2 separate regions of the Homo sapiens genome follow, and region 2 is linked to region 1. A link is an interaction called in ENCODE POLR2A ChIA-PET data of the cell type or tissue named here. Cell type or tissue: MCF 10A. All regions are shown on one strand.

Region 1 (4,000 bases):
TCCAGGAAGCATCAGGATTGGATTTGGGTCTGAGTGGCCAGCTTTCAATAGGACTCATTCTGTGACTCCAGGTCAAACTTGCCAAATGTCTTCCGCAGATTAAGTACAGAACCCTGGATCAAACCCAAATGTGGAGGCAAGGAAATCCACTTGCAAGTAGAATGAGGGTCTTAGACACATTGCACAGGTTTAGTGAGGGCCTGGAAACTAAATCTGTGTTATACCCACCCCCACCAGTAAAACTCAAAACTGTGGGCCAGTGTTCATGACGTATAGGAGTTTGTAACTTCATCTTCTATAATCCATTTCACACAAATGCACTCCGGCTTGCTTCCTGGGCTAAAATAATACAGGTACTTATAAGAATTCACCCACAGAGTTAACATAGGCAAATGCTTTGGTCCCATAATATATGAAGTCAATGCTTGGTTTCTTCTAGGATTCAGGCACGTGCGCACAAACACACACAAACACACACACACACACACACACACACCACAGCAGAAAGGGTAGGTTTTCTTTTATCCAGTGCTTCTACTGCATAGAGAAAAAGCAAGGGCTATATTTTATTTAATACAACATTTTCAAATATTTTGTCCTACTTTCTCACACAGCACCAAAAATATCCTACGTGGTAGGAAAATAGAGTTAGTGTAAACAGAGGTGAAGTATAGCTTGCTGAAAATATGCAGAATGAATTTTTGGTTAAAGGATGGAGAGATTCAGGATGGAGGCAGCAACTCCTCTCCCCGCTACAGGGATGCCCGGTAGGCAGTGGAGAAAATGTAGTAAGTACAACTAAAACTGGATTTAATCATCGCTACTAATAAAGGGCCAAGGCTATATAGCAATTTACTGTGCTGTCGGCAAAATGAATTGCTTAAGGCACATTAGCAGGACGTTAGATAACACACACGCAGTAAGTAAATTATGATTAAAATAACCATAGAGTAAAGACTGTACATGCTCCACCGCCATAACTCTTTTTAAAAATCTTTTAAAGATACCTCCCCCAGTGAATCTGTTTATCACCTCCTACAATTTTAATCAAATTCAATAAGCATATTTCTTACTCTATAAAATGTTTTTGATTGGTCTTTTTATTTTTTTTTCCAATTGGTAAATGAAAGAATGATGTCATATGACAGCATTAAATACTATTAAACAGACCATAACTAACATCAGCCGTATAAATTATACATAAGCTGACATTTTTATGCACTTCGTGAAGAATTGCTTCATGGGTTGTACAATCTTTTCCAAAACAAGCTCCTCAGAATAACGTGACTGCTTATGTTTCATGGCTACAAATGGGTAACTGAATTAGCATTCATTTATGAAGTTTTCACAGGGAACCCTTCTCATTCAAATACTTGTAGATTATAATTTATTTTTATCTGAGGCATAATTTTTCATGTGGAAGTTTTGCCAAAATCAATAGAACCAGAGCCAAGCCCTGTTCCCTATTCCCAACTTAGACCCTCCTCTTGGCTGCTGCCTCCACGTGTCTTCTCTAGCTGGGAAGGTAAACAAATGAGTCTGCCTCATAATTGTCATCTCTGCCAAAGTGCTGAGCTGAATATTATTTTTTACCAGTTCAGCCCACCGCACTTAGAACTCTATTCACACACGTTTTAAAATGGCTTTTTGCATTCTTACGCAAGGAGTGCAGGCTCTTGTTATATGGCAGGAAAACAGCATATTTCATTTCTGATTCACAAGGAAAGTCCATGCCAAAAGTGTCAATGACAACCCCAGGTTTCGAAATAGCCTAGATTAACACAGAGAATGTGCAGGGGCTTGGGAAACCCTCTTCTGGAGGAAGGGGTCGTATCAGGTCCTCTTTGTGCCTGCAGACAGTTGGACTCTGTCCCAAACCAGACAGTGTTTTCTTATAGACACGGGCAATGTGCGAAGAGAGCAGGATCTGGCAGAAAAAACGCTGAGGTATTAATCAAATAAGAAAGTCTAAGGGCCACCAGTTTTCCACAGTGTATCATCACAGTAAACATATGAGGATGAATACCCTGTTTGCTGTGAGTTTAAATGTGTCTGAATAATCCTGGTGACGTTGCAGGGACTTTTGATTCCAGTAATTTATCTTATATGGTGAAAATTCTTTTGTTGCTTTAATTTGCAAAGGTTTTCTTTCAATTTTCTGAAGTCCAGACAGTACCATGTACCCAAGCAAAAAATGCACCAGGAGATGTGAATTGAGCTAATGCATGTATAAAGTGCTGGGCGCCTAAAAGCTTGACAAATACGGGACTGCTATTGTCATTATTGGGATTTTCACTGATTCAAATGCTGGGTAATGTTGACTCTGGTTCAACACATTTGGGTGTATCTCTTGATTGGCGAGAATGCACTCCGACTATGCCTGTGCCATTTTTGTCCATTTCTCTATACATTTCATACCTAGCCATACTGCTGTAGCAAATGTTGACACCCACTAGGATTTTACTTTAGCTGAGATATTTTGCATTTGCTTATAATAGAAGAAAACCCTCTTTGCACACCTAGGAGTTAGTGCAGCTTGTTAGCCCACACCCAACACGGATCTCAAAACTTTGTGAATCCCAAATTATCACCCTCTCCAGGTTTTGAGTCTAAAGCAGTTTGGACAAAGGGGCACATTCCCTGGCTGTGGCTTATTGCGGGCATGCAACTGGGTGCCTGGCAGATGCCCTGCAGAATACTGGAGATGGCTGAGTTATGACCAATGAGAATTTCAAAATAGGAGAGCTGATATGCAGAGACAGCTACTATGTCAGGGAAATTACGTGGGCACATGAATGCATGTATACATATGTATGTATGTGTATTGTATGTGCATGTGCACGTATGTATATGTGTATATGTATTGCAAGTGTGTGCCCACACGCATATACATCAGACTCAAAGATGGCATTTTATTCCTACTGCAACTATTAAGGCTTTTTTGTAGCTTGTGGACACAGCTCTTTTCACCCTGGCCTTCCCCGGTGAGGTGCAGCTGGATTGTGAGAGGCACCCTTAACTCCCCCACTGGAAGTGGCCCAGGAACACCACAAAAACCCCAATGGGCTTCTCTGAGGCTTCTGAGTCAGGATGCAAAGAACAGAAGCTGGGGAATAGTAGTACATAAACTCAAAGCCCAAGTGCTGCCTGTGATGCTCCTCAATGAGTGTAGAAATCTGAAGCAAGTCCAGATTTAAAATCCTGGGAGAAGGACCAACAAGACAGAAATGATCGCATTTAATTTTTATACTTCGGACTGTAAAGCAAACAACGTTTTGATTTTTTCAGCATTACTGAGACATGTGAGGAAGGAATTCTAAGAATGAGGACACTTTCACCCCCATGACCCTATTTGTCCCAAAGACTTCACTTACTGTTTTTGCTGATAACTCACAAATCGAAGTTTTGGCCTGAAACTCTCTCTTGCGGTCCAGACGGGCATCTCACAACAGCTACCATGCTCCAGCACTGAGCAAGTGCCAGGCAGCTTCTAGATGCTTCCTTTGAGTTAGCCCAACACAGGCAGGGGAAGCAGAGGATCAGAATGGTTAAGTCCAGGCCTATAGGCATCAGGGAGGGTGGCTGCCTCTGCAGCAATCACTGCAGTCAGCGTGGTGGACTCAGCACTTGCCGTCTTCACCCCAGTGTCCCAAAGGCACTTCCAACTCTTCATGTGCCACAACTTAACTCTTCTTCCCACTCCAAATATGATCGATGGCCTGTGATCCCTCCCCTGGAGAACAGGACCTCCCGCCCTCAAGGGGAGAACATACGGGCCATGTGTGCCCAAAGGTGGGAATCTTGGGGGCCATGTTAGAACTGTTCTTGCCACAAGTCAAAATCTGAAAGCATAAAGCTTTGGCCAATCTTTGAGTGCATGAAGACAGTGGTCACCTTTGGTGAAAAGACACTTGGGGAGAAAGTCTGGGTTCCAACCTCCCCAGGAATGGGCCCTAGCATGAGGAGGGCACTGGCTGTTATGGCCATAGTCACCATGATC
Region 2 (4,000 bases), 67 kb after region 1:
CAAAAAATACAAAAATTAGCCTGGCGTGGTGGTGCATGCCTGTAATCCCAGCTACTCAGGAGACTGAGGCATGAGAATCGCTTGAACCTAGGAGGCAGAGGTTGCAGTGAGCTGGGATCGCACCACTGCAATCCAGCCTGGGTGACAGAGTGAGATTCTGTCTCAATAATAAAAAAATAAATAAATAAAAACACAACTGTGACCTTAAACTTATTTCTGGGGGTAGGGGGAAGGGAATGATGAAAAACAAACTATAGAAAAAGACGGTGATTCAGAAAGTTGCAGAAACAAACACAAATTCTGTGCAGTCTCCATAGGTTTATGATCACATTGAGGATATTAAAAATCTAGAGTCAACTTTCAGTTGTCCAGTGTGTGGAAGGCTCCAATCTGCGACTTCTCCTGTTCATTCAGCAGGAGGTGGGCAAGAGGTAAAAAAAACCCAGCGTGACTGTCTTTTCTACAGTTAATCATCTACTTCCCAGACAAAAAAGAGGCTCCTGACTGTTGACTCTTTAACATTCTCCTTTGATTTTTGCTACCATGAAGGTTTTAGCGGGGAGAGCTACAAGGTTTAGGAAATGCCTTTTAAATTTCCTTTACCCATCTGTATAATCTTCATCTTTATTTCTTTAATCCCCATTGCCTATGCATTAGCACCTCAAAAGCTTATTATTTAGATCAAAGCAGACTTAGGAAGGAGCTAGTCTATCTTGAATTTTATCCAAAAAAAAAAAAAAAAAGGCTACAGTCAAGGTAATTTCACTTTCCCTTTAAATAGCATATTTCACCCATATCCCAAAGACCTGTTTGTTGTTTTTCTTTCAATTAAAGAGCACAGTCCCTTTCTAGAATACATAAGGTATTTTTTTTATGAGTTTCTCAGTTTCCCACTGGCTAGATTCTGGATAGAATGGGAAAAATGCACCTTTATCAACTCAGGAATATTCATGGAGGAAACCTCACCCGTTTAATCTCATCCTTTTCCACAACACGAATTGGGATGGCCTTTGGAAAAAATTTAAGAAGGGGAAACGAACACCTTGAATGCACGCAGGGTGTGCAGGGGTAAACAAGGTTAGACACATTACTATTTTCCTATTGCTGCTGCGGGTCCTGCAGCAGGAACAGAAGGCCTCCGGGAGGAACTTCCTCCTGAAGCCTCTCACCCATTCACCTGGAGGAGCCAGGAGTGGGTTTGGATTCTGTGGAGTTTCTCATCTTCCTCACTTTCCCCCATAGCTTTGAATGTCCATGAAGCGGTTACCCCAAGCTTGGAATAATGGACTCCATGAGTAGAAAGAGCCCTAATTCCAGACAATTTCATGATCTATTCTCAATTCTCCGTTGCTGTTAATTAACCGCGGGGGTCCATGGTTTTGCCCCGTGCTGTGCAGGTGCCTCATGGGACGTCATCCCCGCCACCACTGCTCTGGCACAGTGCTGGGCCCAAGAGCAGAAGAGAAAACACAAAGTGATGGTCAAGATCATTCATCAGAGGAGGAAGCTCAAGAGTCTTAGGAGGGAAACAGACACCTCGTGGTTATAAAGCAGTTCGGCCCGGACATGACTGGGGAGTGGCTGGGTCAAAGAGTAGAGGCCTGATTAAATACTAAAAAATCAAACACCAAAGTTTAGTTGGCCAAAGAATGGCCAAACTAAAACCTTTCCAAGGCATTTTTATGCCAGCCTCTTTCTCTTAGTTAGATCCCTGTTGATGTTGGAGGGGCCAAGATGACCTGAAACCGAACAAATTTAAAGCCGAAGTAGCCATTTGCAGAAAATGACTTCTTACTTTGGGACAGCCGAAAATGTCTGAAAACATGAGTAATGTGTCTTACAGCAAACAGCATAGAACAAATGTTGCAAGACCCGCTTCCTTATGTGGTACATTGTACTTTTATGCATGTACGCTGTGTGAACAAGAGGGTTAAAAGTTAAACAGTTGCCTAGGGCGAAAGGAAAACGCACTGCACAGGTAGGGAATGAGCTTCTTGACTTCCTAACTATTACTATATGTCTTTAGCAGGAACTCACAGGCACCAGTGTGCAAAAATGTCTTTCCTTAAGGTGCTGGGTATTATGAAATTGGGCTGTTTTAATGTCTGAAATAGACATCTGACCTTTAATCCAAAGTCATAAATTTATCATTGTCTGAAATTGGTGGACTACCATTCTTATTAAGGCCAGTTTTTAGGATTTAGCATTTACAGAATACTTGGTCTCCAGTGTATGAAAAGAGACGTGAAATTCACCGGGGTGCCCTGGAAAACGGTTGAATAAAAAGGAATTAGCTATTTTGAAGCCGAGACATGGTTCCATTGCTGAACGAACTAACAAAGGCAAGAGAGAAACAATGACGGGTAAGATCAAGTTAGTCTATATTTCATAAGATGGTAAATACCTAGAAGTCATGTTTATGTATAATGAATTACAATCCTTCCACATTTACCTTAGTAACATTTTACAGGGGTTGTATTTTACTCCCAACGACCAATTATGTCATCATTCTGGCATTTACCTGGACATAATGATACACAGAAACCCATTCTTGTAACATAATTCATTGCTTAAAAGTGTTTGTAAAGTCACACGGCATTCTACACACACATAATGACTCGGATATTGCTATTAAATTTTACTGATTGAAGTTTAGTAAACCTCAAAAATCTTACGTTAGTTTCTGTGTATCTTATTAATCCTAAAGGAAAAGATGTTCAGCTATTTAAATGTCAATAAATGTGTAACCCTGTAAAAAGCAGACATTGTATATTCCGTGATACAATACCTCACCTACAATTTTAATGGAAGATAGAGACTTGCTGTTTTAACTGTTAAAGGCAGGTCATTTAGACTTTCACTGCTACCCCCATATTATGTCATCTATTAAAATATGAAAATACACTAAAAAAGCATGCACGTACACACCTTCACACCTCATACTCTCATACCCCAGGTCCCTTTCCTTGACTCGTTAAACTGAGTAAAGAAACCACAACTGTACCATTGGTTTGCATTCATTCATTTTAATTTAGATTTGAGAAAAAACAAGAAGTCAAATCCTTTTATAAGCTTGTGAGGTCACCAAATTTAAATTATGCCTCCGCCTATAAAGCACATTAATAAAAGTACTATACAGAGGGAAATTTAATATGAATGGTTAAAATGCATGGAATTCAGATTTTACTGTCAAACAGCTCAATTAAACAAATTGAATTTTTAAGCAACAAAAGGGAATTGAATCAAATTAGGAACAGAGTGTGATGTGAAATGTGGACCTTTATGAGGAGCGCCAGCCCCTCCAGCATGAAGCCTTCTTTATTTGTTGCCTCGGCAGTTAGAGGAGGCTGGCAGAACCGCATCACAACAGGATAAAAATGTTCACCATTGAAACACAGTTTTTGGCTCCCAATAAATCATCTATCACTTCATCACAGCCCAGTAGATAATGAGCAATAAAGTTTTCACACTCAGGGAATGAGGACACAGACACAAGAAATACAGCTGAAGCCGTAAGTCTGGCTCTGCTGTGAGTGGAAAGTGCTTTGTATAAGAAATGACCCTAAGATTTCCTCCAAACAAGAACACAGCATCTGTACAATACACAATTTGCCACATTAAAAATTAAATTGCATTTATTAGGAACTTTAATGACAACAGTATGTTGAGGTTGATATATTAAAGCACAATGTTGATCCAGAAATAGCTCTGTGCTCAAAACCAGCAACGCAGGGTGGTCTATACAATGAGTCACTATAATTTTTACTGGCATTATTTTAAATGTTTATGTGCATACACTATTCCCCATTGGTATTTAAATACTGCTAATGTATCTGTAATTCCAAAATAATTTTTATTTGGATGGGTTTCTCTATGCCCCCATCCCCATAAAATTCAATTGAAAAGAAAAAAAGTCTGAGCTATTGATTCCAAAATCATATGCTGGTGTATTTCACAGATGCAATCCATTTGCAGATGTTCTACAAAGGTTTCACCACAA

The links. Peaks named below come from ENCODE experiments on the same cell type or tissue, not always from the same donor. Only the 100,000 strongest peaks of a DNase experiment are listed, where the experiment ranks them.
Region 2: POLR2A ChIA-PET joins it to region 1 with 5 read pairs; 2 of 35 experiments call an interaction of 5 or more read pairs at or near these places.

What each region holds. Positions count from the first base shown.
Region 1 is chr10:129,094,951-129,098,950 of GRCh38, forward strand. No RefSeq gene overlaps it. Among named protein-coding and RNA genes, the nearest start is that of LINC02667, 180 kb to the left of the region's middle. In MCF 10A, no CTCF peak of the experiment used is centred here; a DNase peak (open chromatin) is centred at 1,571.
Region 2 is chr10:129,161,814-129,165,813 of GRCh38, forward strand. No RefSeq gene overlaps it. Among named protein-coding and RNA genes, the nearest start is that of LINC02667, 250 kb to the left of the region's middle. In MCF 10A, no CTCF peak of the experiment used is centred here; a DNase peak (open chromatin) is centred at 1,898.